Linked DNA regions of Homo sapiens: regions 2 and 3 are each linked to region 1. A link is a contact called in ENCODE Hi-C data. All regions are on one chromosome and are shown on one strand. The core of a region is the stretch at or near the end of the contact, and the rest is flanking DNA. Distances in the headings are between cores, read along the strand shown.

The links. Hi-C counts contacts between places; a loop is a spot of excess contacts on that map. Pooled maps may share reads with other maps.
Region 2: a loop to region 1 is called in a pooled map, with 4 times the contacts of the local background. The contact joins the promoter of LINC02068 here to the enhancer-like site in region 1. A Hi-C loop is called at or near these places in 2 of 37 single-sample maps with no recorded cell type and 11 of 50 pooled maps.
Region 3: a map with no recorded cell type shows a loop between it and region 1 (5-fold over the local background). The contact joins two enhancer-like sites. A Hi-C loop is called at or near these places in 7 of 37 single-sample maps with no recorded cell type and 4 of 50 pooled maps.

Annotation. Positions count from the first base shown.
Region 1 is chr3:171,246,351-171,251,303 of GRCh38, forward strand. The region is part of intron 2 of TNIK (TRAF2 and NCK interacting kinase); the gene reads right to left. Among named protein-coding and RNA genes, the nearest start is that of MIR569, 140 kb to the left of the region's middle. RefSeq lists an enhancer at 4,749-4,828. Within about 2 kb of position 2,634, at least 2 of the 41 ENCODE cell types and tissues checked have a DNase peak (open chromatin) inside an H3K27ac peak, as active enhancers do.
Region 2 is chr3:172,592,636-172,597,588 of GRCh38, forward strand. LINC02068 (long intergenic non-protein coding RNA 2068) reads right to left here and starts at 2,972. Exons shown (of 4, transcript NR_146714.1): 1 at 2,768-2,972; 2 at 1,826-1,946. RefSeq lists enhancers at 1-513, 576-715 and a silencer at 3,484-3,778.
Region 3 is chr3:169,938,505-169,943,457 of GRCh38, forward strand. SAMD7 (sterile alpha motif domain containing 7) reads left to right here. Exons shown (of 9, transcript NM_001304366.2): 9 at 1-671. The coding sequence ends at 2. Among named protein-coding and RNA genes, the nearest start is that of SEC62, 26 kb to the right of the region's middle. Within about 2 kb of position 2,132, at least 4 of the 41 ENCODE cell types and tissues checked have a DNase peak (open chromatin) inside an H3K27ac peak, as active enhancers do.

The DNA.
Region 1 (4,953 bases), core at 1,384-3,883:
AAATAGGAGGGCTGGAAATAATAGATAGTCTGTAAGATTTGTAGCTGGTAAATGAAAAATTATTATTAATAGCTAATATCTACTATGTCAGGTTCTGTTATAAGCATTTTACACACATTAACTCATCACAGCCCATTATGCTGTTACCCTCATTTTACAGATAAGGAAACGCACAAAGAAGTTAGATGACTTGTTGAAAGTATCTATTATTTAACATAGGCAGCATCTCATTTGACTTCTGCATTTTCTTTATTGCTTCCTTTTAGCAAACAAAAAAAATATTTCTAAGAGCTTTCATTAGATTGAAAATATTTTCAGAGTTCACTTACAATCTTAGTCTTTCTAGCACTAGTTTTTCCCTCAAGATCTTGAGTTTTCAGCTATTATTTCTCAAAATGGAGTTTTCAGAAGGCAGGCGGTGACTTCAGTCTAGGACATACAAGGTTTGCAGGAGGCTGGCCGCTTGAGAAGTTGATATTATGATGCGCAGATGGCCAAAAGTTCCACAGAGCAACCAACTCAGACTGGGCTGAACAGAAATGGTAGCAAAAGTAGGACTTTAATTCAGTCCTAAAAGATCAGAAGAATAAGACTGGGGGGAAGACAAGGAAGGACATTTCAAGCAACAAGTAAAGGCACTGGCCAATGTATGAGGAAGGGCTTAAGTCTGTGTATGGCTATGACATCACATGTGTGTAGAAAATAGCAGGATATGCAATTGGAGAAGACAAAGTCCCAATGAAGAACAGCTTCCTGTGTCACGTAAGGAGTACGATGTTAAAGAGTTTACACTTGGGAGTTACAAGATCAGACTGGATTCCAGAAAGGTCACCCTGTCACCATCTTCCCCACTCCTTGCCCACCTTCCTACCCGCTACCACTCAGATCCAGGATTGCAGTTCATCTGTCCTCTACCAAGATTTGGAGATGATTAATCCAGTCAGGATCTGAAACAAAGGCTGGCAGTGAAAAGAGAATAGATCCAAAGAATAAATAAGTAGAATCAACAGGACATGTAGATGGTGTTTTGGAGAATTGAAAGAGAAACAGAAGTCCTCCAGGAAGATAACATCTCTGGCTTGTACAATCTAGGTGGGTAAGAGTGCCATTCTTTGAGACAGAAGACTCGGGAAAACATGAAGAAGGCAGGAAGTGACTTCAGTCAAGGACATAACAAGGTTTTCGGGGGCCGGGTAGACATCCAGACAGATGTGTCCATTAGTCCAGTGGAGAAGACTGGGCTTCAGGAGGTCAAGTCAGTCTACAGAGACAGAAGGACTTGCAATGAACCCCAAGAAAAAACAACCAGCGGGTGGGAAAAAAGAAAGCAGCAATATGACTGCAAATCAAGGAAAGAGAAAGTTTCAGGAAGGAGGATGTGATGAGTTTCAAAAAGGAGGGTATGGTCAGAGCCAGTGCTACAGAAGACCAAGTGAAATAAAGACTAAAAAGAGCTCATTCAATCTGGCAATTATGAAGCCCCTGGGACCTTACACAGCAATGCAGGGACAGACATCAGTTTGTATAGAGTGAAGGAAAAAATGGGAGGTGACTATGTGGAGGCAAAGAGGGTAGAAAAAAGTTGCTTGGTCTGAAAAGAGATGAAACTAGTCCTGAGGTCTCGCTGAAGATGACTGCAGGCTGGGAGGAAAGGGGCAATTCTGGGCAAGGGAGGAGACAACAGAAACAGCAGGAGGAGTCCTCTCACACAGAGGGAAAAGCTTTACATTGAGTTAGGATGAAAGAAGGTAAGAATGTGGGAAGAAGATGAGTTTGAGAAGAAAGGCAGAGGGAGACCTGTGGGATATTTACCCAATAAGGGATACCTGTCCAATGGCTCCAGTTTTTCTAAAAGGCATAGAAGAAGGTCACCTGTGGAGAACAATGAAGGCAGGGGCAGCGGAAGGGAGGAGAGGAGAGTGGTGGAGATTGGGAGCAACTATTCCAGGGAAAACAGGAGAAGGAACTGAGCAGGTACATACACAGTTGATTATTAAGCAGTGCTGAGTTGAGCTGTGCAGCCCAAATGCAGAAAAATAAACAGCTAGACTGACCTTAGGGAAGGGGTCTGCAAGGTGGATATTATGGAAGAACAAAGGATAAAGGAGATAGTACATGTTGGCTAAAAATGATTAAACTAAGAAATCATGAGGCCCAAGGCTGGAGAGACAAGTTATTAAAGTTTCATGGGGACTGAGAGACTGACAAAAGACCCGAGGGCTTAGTCAACATCAAAGAACAGGTGTGTAGGGTGTGAGGGAGTACAGGCTGGAAGCATCAAAGGCTGTGGTCTAAGATTGGGATGCTGTACATTTAAGATTTTAAAAGCAAAACAGACCTGGGTCATAAAAAGTCCAGGTTGTGAATAATAAGAGTGGGGTGTCATTCCAGGTAATAGCAATATAACTATAGTATCAATATTATACCATTTTACAAGTGAGACAAGGACTAGATGACTTATTCAACATCACAGCTGGTTAATGGCAAGGCTAAAGTTTCAATCCAAGTCTTTGCTGCCAAGTCTTATTGACCTTGTCATACAAAATCATTTTACTTGGTACCTTTTTCTTTCAGCCTTTGAATAAGAAATAATAAAATGGTGATTTTGCTTTCAGACTAGGACGACGTTATAAATGAAAGAAAGCTATCAATCTGACTTAAAATGCAAGTGAAAGTAACGGTTTTATTTTCAGAACTCTGGTTATTACCCATAGTGTAGGAGCTTATGAAATTCTGTTAAAGTGTATCTTTGCATACTGTTTTCTTATTATAGAAACATTAAAAGTAACTAGCTATTGAACATGGCAACAAAAATAGTTAAGAACCACTTTATCTCATAAAACATAAATTTCAGCCTCCAGTGGCATGTCTGCTATTATTTCATAATTCTGGGTCCCACTCCCTATTAAGTCCAAGGCTGTGTCAGGATGATTTAGGAAGATAAAGCAATGTTACACCACATATTTTCAACCCAGGTACCTTTAGGCATACATCCAAATGTGAATATCAGATCTGTACAAATGTAAATGGAGTTGTCATTTTCTTTGATTAAGAATCACTCAGGCTCTCCATCACCATTACTAGACAAGACAGAGTGGCCTGCTGCCAACTTAAGGGGGCTGGAGGGATGGGGCAGTGGTGTGGAAATGGCAAATTAGGGGCCTCCTGCAGTGAGTTACTGCTCACCAGTCCTGGGCAGCCCTTAGGACATTATACATTAAGACACATATTCAAATGGAATGATGGTGGTACACATCAGCATAATTCACCTCAAATAATTCATTACAAAAAGACAAATGAACAAATGTCAAATTTGCTGCCTATGATATTAGCTATTACTGTCTTGTACGATATATATTAAGTGAGGAGCCTGCAGGAAAGCATATACAGTTATTCCATAGCTATTTATTTCATCCACTCTTGAGGCAAGTAGCGTCTTTCCCTGTCAGTTGGAACCAATCCAACCCACCCAACCCAACCTACCTAGACTCCCTAACTGTTCCTAGCTATCCTGGTTTCTTACTGAGCTAGTAACTAATAGTTTGCTTTTACTGTATATCAACTTGTCAGGCTAAGGTTTTACATGATTACTATTTAATCCCCACATTGCCCATGTGAAGTAGGTGCTACTACCACCCCCATTATACTAATGAAGAGAGCAAAGCACAGTCCCAAAGTCAGCCAGCTGGTAAGGCCAAGCTCTTAGCGATGCCTGCATGCTTCTGCCTTTGTTACTCCGCCTTTCAAATTTCACCCAACTTCTGCTCTATAGCTTGATGGCACATGTTCAGGAAGAATTCCCATTTACTTCAGTCCATACTGATTACTCCCTTCTCAGAAGTAGCTCATCCATACCTGGATGGAAGCTTTGCTTTCTGGTAATGCCAGCACCCTCTAATTTTCATGGGACAGGCCTTGGAGAGACTGACCCAGTCTTGTTTGCCTGGGAAAATGGTGTTGATGGATGGACAGCTTCTTTGTGGTAGTGAGATTTGGGTTAAATAGCTCCAGTACCTTAAAAATTCCAAGATGTAACCTAAGCCCTAGTCCCCCAAAATATTCAGAAACAGGGATTCCTAGAAATCTAAATCATGCCCTTTAAAAATTTCGTGTCCAAACCTGATAGACTTAAAAAATTAGAAATGAAGAATATTAGAGACATTCATGTCCACTGATATTAACCCCTTCCATCCTACTTCTCTAAAGCCATGCAGCTAGCTCAGAGAAAAGTAGGAACTCCAACTCCTTCAGCTGTGGGAGGTGGGAACAACACAGGCCCTGTGGTCAGATACCTTCAGTTCTGTCACTCACTGGCTGTGTGACCATGAGGAAATCATTCAGATCTCTTTAGATCTCAGTTTCCACACTAAAATCAGAGAAATGATACTTAAGGCCGTTATAAGAACTAAAATAGCTAATGTGAAAGTTTTGTAAACCATATAGTGCTCTAAAAATGCTACAAACTTCCATTATTATTCTACATTTGGGATTTCTGACTTTCATGACAGAGATTTGTTTTTATCTTGCAATCCTCTGCTGCAACAATTATCAATTGATGGTGTCCCAGACCACTGTCAAAATACAGTGTACATTATTCAAAGACCCCAAATACCAAATGGTCACAAGCCTAGTGTGTTATTATGTCTGAAAGTGTTTGAGTGACCAAAGAATGACTGAAGCTCTCATCTAAACAGCAGAAGGAAAACCAGAATAACCCAACAAAAGGTATCATGTACACACATCAACTACCAGACAGGTTAAAGGTGGGCAACATCCTATGAGAGATGAGACTAAATTAAAGCACATGTTGGAACCTGCCTGTGGTCTGGGAAGAACAGCAGATACAGACAGCAGAGAACAGCAGGAACAGACAACAGAGACCGGGACACAGATATGAGAACTTCCTAAAGAAGGAAGAAGGGATGAGTCCATTAAAAGATGACAATTTAGAAT
Region 2 (4,953 bases), core at 1,722-4,221, 1.3 Mb after region 1:
CGGGCAGCCCTATGCAGTGAGGACTGGGACTTGTGGGGAACAGTCTGACCGCTTTTCTAAGGTGGGCGCTCTGTGCTGGGGGTCTGGACCAGCCCCTGGTACTCACAGAGGACTTTTCAGAGCCTGGAGACAGTAAGGGCAAGGGCTGCAAGACAGCAAACATCACACCCCCCACCCTCTCACCCCCCAACCCCCAAACACTGGGAGCGCTGTCCCAGAGAGTTATGGAGCTGCTACTGGCTCAATATCCCTGGCAGGGGGTGGGTGGAGACCCAGGCCAGGAGGACTCATCCAGTGAGGAGAAACAGGTTTGGAGACTTGTGTAAAAAAGCAGTCTGGCCACTTTTCCACAGGACAGCCATGTTGTGCTGGGGGGTCCACTCCAGTCACTGATGGATCACCTTGCACTCTCTAAAGCCTGAAGGCAACAAGGACTGAGGCTGTGAAACAGCAAAGATGGCCGCCTACCCCTTCCTCTGAGAGCTCCCTCTCAGGGATGTGTAATGCTGCTACCAGCAGCTGGCTAGAGTTCCAAGCCAGTGGGTCTTATCCTGTGACCTCTGAAGTGCTATGGAAGTGAGGCCTGCAGATCATCGCTGCTCAGCCCCCTGGATTCAGCCCCTTTCATAGGAGTAGGTATGGGGGTCTAACCTCCCACTTGGCTGGAGTAGCAGTTACTTTTGCCAGGAAGCCAGGATATCTAAGGCTCCTGGGGCTCCGTGTGTACCTGAGCGGCTGCTCTGCCAAGACTCCCCATAGCTCTGTGTATCTGACTGAAGGCCCTAGTGGAGTGGGTTCATGAGGGGATCTCCTGACCCAAGAGTAGCAACGATCCATGGGAGAAGCATTGGTCCGCAGGGTCGCTCATTCACTCACGGCTTCCCTGGATGGGGAGGTTCCCCTGGCTCCATGTTTCTCCCGTGTGGGCGGTTGTCCTGCCCTGCTTTTCTCCATTCTCCATGGGTCAGGTTGTTTTCTTGATGAATTCCAACATGTGTATCTGTATGTTTCGGTTGAAAGTGCAGTATTTACTCGCCCCATCTATTTCTCTCTGTGAGAGCAGTACACACTAGCTGCTTCTGGTTGAGCGTAAGAAAAATAAATGCCCTTTTAATGTGTTTGCTAGAAGATAGAAAACATTGCAAAGAACAGAGTAGAATTCATATTCTTAAAAACAAATATGAAAACTTATTCTACTTTCCTTCTTTACCAATGAAAATAAACATATTTATTGTCCTCAATGCACTTTTTTCTTTGAAATAATAACTCCTCAGAAAGACCGTTGCAGTTAAGAATATCAGCTGTCACACAGAGCTAAATCCTTTTAATTGTGAATTTTTTCCCCACAAAGCATGATGAACTACGTCTTGACAGGGCAGGCAAAGTATTAAAGTAAAATATTTTTCCCCACATTTTATTTTTCTTTTCTTTCTTTCTTTCCTTTTTTTTTTTTTTTTTTTTTTTGAGATGGAGTTTCACTCTTGTTGTCCAGGCTGGAGTGCAATGGCGTGATCTCAGCTCACTGCAACCTCCACCTCCTGGGTTCAAGCAATTCTCCTGCCTCAGCCTCTGGTGTAGCTGGGATTACAGGCACACGCCACCACGCCTGGCTAATTTTTGTATTTTTAGCAGAGATGGGATTTCACCACATTGGCCAAGCTGGTCTCAAACTCCTGACCTCAGTGATCCATCTGCCTCAGCCTCCCAAAGTGCTGGGATTACAGGTGTGAGCCACTGCGCCCAGCCCCCATTTTCTGAGGTGAAATGAAGGAAGAGTTAATCATTCATGCTCCTTTTCTTGGGTTCAGCTGCCATCCTTACTTACCTCTGATGGAGGACTAGGGATTTCTGGGACTTGAACTCCTGTTATAGAAGGTCAGATTAGCCTTAAGCTGAACAGCAGCAGCTACCTGGGCCTTTCTCCCCTGAATAAAAGTTCTGAAGATCTAAAATGAAAATATGAAAGGAAAGAAATTATCAAGTTCTGTCTACTAAATATCTCAGTGGATTTCCTACCTCAACTGGTAGATTTGTCTTAAGGCCTTTGTTTGGAGTGTTTTCCTACAAGTCTCAAAGTCTAACAAAAGCAGGCGTTCCCGGTCAAGCTCTGCCAAATTCACCACGTGACCTAGGACCTGAAGTGAACTTTCGTTTCTCCTGTTCTCTCTCTTTCCGACCTTCCCTCCCCGCCAAGGCAATGCAGACAGGGACTCAATATATTATTTTGAGTTCTCCATAGGAAAAGAATTATTATTAAAACAATAAGCTCTCAAGATAAATACCTTTATATAATGTATATACATTCATATATACATGAGTATATACTAGCTTTCATATCTGTATTCTTTTTTTTCTTTCTCACCCAGAACTCAAGAAGACATGCCTGTATCCCTTTTTTTTTTCTCTTTTGAGATGAAGTTTCACTCTTGTTGCCCAGGCTGGAGCGCAATGGCGCAATCTCAGCTTACTGTAACCTCCACCTCCTGCATTCAAGCAATTCTCCTGCCTCAGCCTCCTGAGTAGCTGGGATTACAGGCGCCCACCACCACGTCTGGCTAATTTGTGTATATTTAGTAGAAATGGGGTTTCACCATGTTGACCAGGCTGGTCTTGAACTTCTGACCTCAGGTGATCCACCCGCCTCGGCCTCCCAGTGTGCTGGGATTACAGGCATGAGCCACCGCACCCGGCCCAACATGTCCGTATTCTCAAAGCTATAGAGGTGTCTTTGCTATTTTGTTCTCTTAGGTAAGAACCGGGTCCTCACCTTACACTTTATTCCTCAGGTGAAGAGACTCTGTGTGTGTCCATTCAGGGAAGCATGAGAGCATTTGATTTCAGCTGAGCAGGTTTAGTCATCTAGGAGCTGCTCTCTTAAGTGTTTAACACAATCGTTAACTAACTAAAACTTGCAGGAAATTAATCTGGAATTTCCCAGTAATTACATGTTTTAGATAAGTTTTTGAATTGAGTCCAAGATGATGTGATAGTGCATGTTCATAATTAACTAAGAAACTGAGAAAAGCTTTCTTAATCTAAAAACAAAGCCAAAAATCTTTCCATGCAAGGAAAGAAAATCTTAATTGATTAACTCATTAATAGAGCAGGGAAAAGAAAACAAAAGCAAAAGCAAAAAAACTAACTTGAGATATAGCTGAACTCATAATGTGTATTTGTTTTTATTTCCAGTTGCTGCTTACCATTAGCTGTGCAAGACCAAAGGATTTTGTGCTTTCTCTTGCCTAGTAATTGTTCAGTCCAAAATTTAACCATGTTGTTTTTGTGTTATTACCAGGAGCAAGAGGACATGTGTATTGGTGAGAGAAGAGGGGTGAGGAGTCAGGGATAAGATGAATCTGATTAACTTCAGGGGTTATTAGAATAAATCTTGTAGGCTTGGAGAATCTTGTAGGCTTGGAGAATCTAGAGTTCTATGAGAAATGGTAAGCAGACTTCATAAATCCTGTCTGCGTTGCTGCTATGATCTTGGCCTTCCCCTGACATACTCCCAAGAAATAGAAACGAATAGAAATAGAAATCTAATAGAACTAGAAATAGAAATATTTCCCAAGAAATAGAAAGTAAAACTGACAAAGCCAATGCAAAGAAATCAGTTCGGAAGCTGTTAATTTTCACACGATCTGTGTTCAGTAACCGCCCTCTATCGGCTCTCCTGAATAGCACACTATATGGGACGGAGAATCTGAAAGGCCTTTTTGCTGGTTTTCTTACTAACAGAGAGTTCATAAACCAGGATCTTCTTCAGCCTCCAAGGTAAGGAAATGTGTGATCTCCAAGCTCCCTCTTGTATGTATTGTGAACGCCACTGTCAGAAGAGAAACACCAAAGTTATTCACCTGGAAATGTTGCAGTATGAAGACCATGTATTTGATGGAGAGGTTATTTAAATGGTAACTTTGTTAATGAATTTCTTTGCTAACTTTCCCTGCTTTATTTTCATGCCAAAAACCAGAGAGGTACAGAGAACAGAACTCGGCACCACAGTCTAAAAGTGTTAAGTTTCAGGCACAACACTGCTGTTTTTGAGCTGTGGGTCCTCAGACAAGCCATTTTAGCTTTCCGAGCCTCAGTTTCCCACTTGCCTGCTTCTTCACCACTTCCTGGGGTGATAAGAGAAGACCAAATGATATGTTTGTGAAGGTGCTTTGCCACTCATGTACCCTATGCAGACCCTATTATTAGTAGTACTTTATAAAAGTAAGACATCATTTTCTCATTTACAGGACTGAGGATTAGAAAGAATAATGCTGGGTTTCTGGCTGCCTCCGCTTTTGAGGGCCTAGGAGGCATTCTGACCTAAAGAGAGTAGGCAGTGGAGTCAGACATAAATGTAAACACTGTTAGTGTGACCTTTGCAGATCATCTGTCTGCCCTGTGCTTCTATTATGCTATCTATCTGCAAAGTAAAGAACTTCTTTACAAAATGCCTCATACAAGTGTGAATACAACAAACAAGCTCCATCTCTAAAGTTCTTCATAGAAAACAGAATTATAAGACGCACTCAGTATCCAAGGATAAATGATACCAGGAAAGGGCCAAAGTTAATTAATCCTCTTACAATAAAGAGCATATTTCAAGGTAAATAATAAAAATAATTATCTTAAAATTAACAAAATGTATATGGTTATTTGCAACTATGCATTAATTCTTAGCCCAAAGAATGTTGAGGAGTTGATTTGGCATGAAGAGGACACATTTTCTTGGACAAAATTATAGGATGGCACAGTGCGACTTTGTTTAGCTCATACTACCTTTCGGTAACACCATCAAAGGGGATCTTTTTTACCAAAAACATTTTTTAAATCAAGGGTTTTCATCAATTTTCCAAAGGGATTAAAAAAATTCCCTGACATTTAAGCTGGTACATTTTGGAAGCATTTCTTGTATCATCATCCTTACCCATTACTCTTCTTTAGTGTTAATTTATATGA
Region 3 (4,953 bases), core at 882-3,381, 1.3 Mb before region 1:
AAAAGCCCTCAAGGAGGAAGAATAGTCTTAGCCAGTTTTCCAAAGAGCCTAGGATATTACAAAGGATGTGTGAGGATTTCCCAGTACTGGATGGAGAATGAGAAGAGAAAGTCAGCCTTTCTGGGGCTTTCATGGAGGAGACTTGCCCAAGGGGCTTCCCTGCCAGGGCTGAATGACCCCAGCACCAAATGACTGGAGACGCATCCTTAGGAGCAAATGCTAATGAAGGGGAGATTTACAAACATCAAGAAAGCTGCAGATGGATGTTTCCATGAAGAAATCTCTGAAGAAACCAAAAGAGCTGAAACTGAAAAAAGAGCTCCCTCCCTTTTTTCACTCATTTTCCATTCCCAAACCCTGAAAGAGATAAAGGCAACCCAATGAAACCACAGAGAGGCAGAAGAGAACGGGCAGAAGTACAGAACAGAAATGGAGAAGCTGACCACGACTCCATCTCTTCTCATTCCAGATTTCCAGCGTGAAGCAGGCCCAAGCTAGGGAAGGTGAGAAGCTTTAACCTTAAATTTTCGAGTTTTGGCCAGGCGCGGTGGCTCACGGCTGTAATCCCAACACTTTGGGAGTCTGAGGCGGGCGGATCATGAGGTCAGGAGATTAAGACCAGCTTGGCCAACATGGTGAAACCCCGTCTCTACTAAAAATACAAAAAAAAATTAGCTAGGCCTGGTGGTGCGCGAATGTAGTCCCAGCTACTCGGGAGGCTGAAGCAGGAGAATTGCTTGAACCTGGGAAGCGGAGGCTACAGTGAGCTGAGATCGTGCCACTGCACTCCAGCCTGGGTGACAGAGCAGGACTCTGTCTCAAAAAAAAAAAAAAAAATCGAGTTTGAATATTATTCATGACTAGGTATTTTATTTCTGAAATACAACTATGTTATGACTGAAAGTGACTGGAGGACTGCTTTTTATCTGAGAGGGAGGTGAAAAGTCATAGTATCCACTTGAGATTTCATCCAAGGGGTGGGGAAGTTATCTCTGCAAAGCAGGTTTGAGCTGGCAAGGTGGAGTGCTCTCTGCTCACACCCTGTGGAATCCCACATTTTCAACTTGATGTTTAACAGAATGTCTCTGAAAGGATAAACAAGAAAATGATGACAGTTTGCTCAAGGAGGGGATTGGCTAACAGGATATGAAGTCTTCTTACCATATACATTCTTGAACATTTTGAATTTTTAACCATGAGAATATATTTTCTATTTAAAAAATTTACATTTAACATGAGCAAACTCTAGAAAGCAGCCTCTGAGATGGCCCACAAGGATCCCTGCATCCTGGTATCCCAAGCCCTTGTGTGATCTACTCCGCTTGAGGGCGGGCTGGGGGTATTGAGGCTTTTCTAATGAACAGAATACAGAAGGCGTGATAGATGGGATGTCACTTTTGTGGCTTCTGTCTTGGGTGCTCGCTCTCTCTCTCTCTCTGGATTTCTCACTCTTGGGGAAGCCAGATTCTTTGTCTCCAGGCAGCCCTGTGGAGAGCCCCACATTAACTTGGAAATGGATCTTCTGACGCTGCCAACAGCCATGTAAGGAAACTTGAAGGTGCCTCAGCTCCAGCCCACAGCTTGATGGCAGCTCATGAGAGACCCTCAGCCAGAGGCCCCCAGCTAAGCCACTCTGGATTTCTGACCCACAGAAACTGTAAGATAATAAATGTGTGTTGTTTTCAGCCACTAAGTTTTGAAGTAATTTATTTCACAATAATGGAGTACTAAAACAAACAAATTAAGTTGCATTTAGTAAACACAAATTGCATGCTACCCACATTCACTTTTTGATTTGGAAGGTGGGCTTTTGAAATCATTTTCCTATAAGCCTAATTTAGTTAAGCTTCCATTTCTTTCATTTTTACTAAGACAACAGGTTTTTCTTCTGACAAAAACTGTATGAAACCATCACATGTATTTGTGAATTGTTACTTTACTCTCTTGGTCCCTTTGCTGAAAGAGAGACAGGGACAGACAGAAAATCCTCCCATATTTCAAAAATATGTCTTTTTTAAGTTATTTAAGATGGCAATAAGCCAATGAATAACGAGTGGCAAGATTTTTACTAAAAATAACTTGAAAAATGCTTCACTTCCTCTTTCCCTCTTTTTATTCATCTGATGCTCAGTGTACCGAAGAACTGTTTGGTCACGTGACATTTCACCTGCTATACTACCCAGCAAACAGAAGTTTCACAAAATGCCAGGTGTGAGTTACAGATGCTGTGGTGAGGGATAAAAAGAAATGCTTAATATTTTTAATGGCAAAGTGATAATGAGGTTCAATCACTATGATGACTTTTGAGTTTCGTATTGCTGCTAAATAAGTCCATTGAGTTGGTAATTGATTGATTTGCACAGATGTATCTCAATGTTGCTCTAAGGAAAATGTTCCGATATGCCATCTTGGCATGTACTATCACCAGAAAAAACCACTGTGCTTAATTTTAGGTCCATGCATTTAAAAAAGAACCAGAAGAACACATGTAAAGGAGGCCCTCCCCAGCTCTCAGTACTCTTCATTGTAAGAGAATAAAACTGAAATTGCTTGTCCCTACCAAGATTACCTTCTACCAAGATTGTCTTCTTCTAAAGACTCCTGGGTACGTTTTAACAAAAGGGACACTTTATGAACAGATTATTTTGGAGGGTGAGGATTTTTATTTACATTATCATCTAGAAATAGTTTTTAACTTTTTCTGAAATGCCACTTGAGGCTTGAAGCATACTCTGTACTCTTTATGAATAAAAAACAAAGCAACAACAATGACAACTTCTCTCTTGTTGGAAAACCATCACAATAAAATTATGTTTGATAAATAGGGAATTATGACTTATGAAATATGTTTAGACTGATTGAGTAAATATCCAGGCAATGGAGTACTATGCAGCTGTTTCCTTTAGGGAAGTATTATAGCTATTAAGGAGAAATAATAGAATTTGAATATCACCATTATGCACCCCTAAAACATAAGCAATCTAGGCAGTAGTCATAAATGGCTGCTAACATCTCGAAAAGAGAAATAACCAGACATCATGTGCCATCTGATGGAAATCCATGAAACCCCATATGAATGAAAGTCTTATTAAAAAAAAAAATTAACCTGAGTCGAAATAAACCTCTAGATCCAAAAACCAATTTACAGGAAATACAGGGAACAAAGGAACATGTTAAACATCACTGCAGTTATAAAAATAGTAAATATCCAAATTATGGGGAACTATAGTAGAAATGACCTGATTTTCTCCAACAAATAAATGCAAGGGAATGGGAAAAGGAAAACCTGTAGATTAAAAGAAAGATACTTAAGATTCAAATAACCCAGATGTAAAAGTTTTGGAAATAGTGGTGATGGTTGCACAAAATTCTGAATATAATTAATACCACCAACTTGTATGTTAAAATTACAAATTTTATATATTTTTTACTAAAATAAAATTTTTTGAATTCAAATCACCCAATATAATCATGAAACTTATTTAAATCCTTTTTCAAATACATTGTAAAAAATGAAACAATTAGGGAAATCTGAACACAATTTGGGATATTCAATGATATTAAAAATTACTGTTATTTGTTAAAAATATAGTATTGTGAGCTTTTTTAAAAGACTTCTTATTTTTTAAAAATATATACTGAAATATGTACAGATAAAATGATATATGGTATCTGGGATTAGATTTGATCCTGCCTCCAACCTAATAAATTATCCTGCTATTATTTTATGGAGACTGGCAGAACACATGAGCCTCTTGGGTCAGAGACAAAGAACTTTATTACTCATGACACAGTAGCAGCATGAACATCAGCATATGTGTATTGGTTCCTTTTGCCCCTAGGTGCTACAAGAGCAATACAGAGGGGCCCAGAGGCTACCTGCCCATACAGTAGGTTTGCTTCACAGCTGAGGATCACAACTTGGGGAAACGACCAATTTTATAGCAAGCAGTAAGCAAGCCTGCTCTTTGTTCAGGGGTGATGATGGGTGTGGAAGGAAGGATTACCCATTTTTTAAGGTTACCAGCTACATAATCAACCTTGAGAAATGGTTCTGGTAAAAGAATAGTTAGAGCCTTGCAGTCTCTTGGTCCACCCAGCAAGATGTATAGAAACAAGAGTCCCAAAAAAGAGTATTTCTCCCAGTAATATCATGACAAGGATTTGCTTCCAAAAATCTGTTGAGTGGGTAGGGTGTAGGTAGATCACTGGGACTATGGGTGAAATAAGTTCAGTCATGAGTTGATACTTATTGAAGCTGGGTTTTGACTACATGAGGTTCACTATTCTATTCACTCTACTTTTGTATATATTTGAGGTTTTCCATAATAAAAGTTTTAAAAAATCTGTTTACTAAACAGCCAACATATAGCTATAAGAGTTATAGAATAAGTGTGGATACCAATGTTTAAAAAAGAGTATAGGGCTGGGCGTGGTGGCTTACGCCTGTAATCCCAGCTACTCAGGAGGCTGAGGCAGGAGAATCACTTGAACCTGGGAGGTGGAGGTTGCAGTGAGCCAAGATTGTGCCACTGCACTCCAGCCTGGGCAACAGAGCAAGACTCTGTCTCAAAAAAAAAAAAAAACACTATATTTTTAAATACATGAAATTTTTTAAATTCCATTAAATTGTTTCCATTAGTTATTTAAAATATATGGAATATTTTACTCTGCCCACTAACACTAAAAATGTATTATACTTCAAGCAAATGCAGTTTCTCATTATGGTAAATATGTACACTGTTATTTTATTACAGATATATGAAAGATCTGTTTTATAGAGCGTTGCAGTCAATTTGCTGTACTTATCCAGCATATCCTCTGGAAAGGGAATCCTCTACATAAATCAACACAAGGTCCAAGGTCTCCGATATGTCTGATAATAGCCACAGGATGTCATTGTGCAGGTGTGAGAAACTCATCTCCTGAGTAAAGGAAATAGTTTACTTGAAC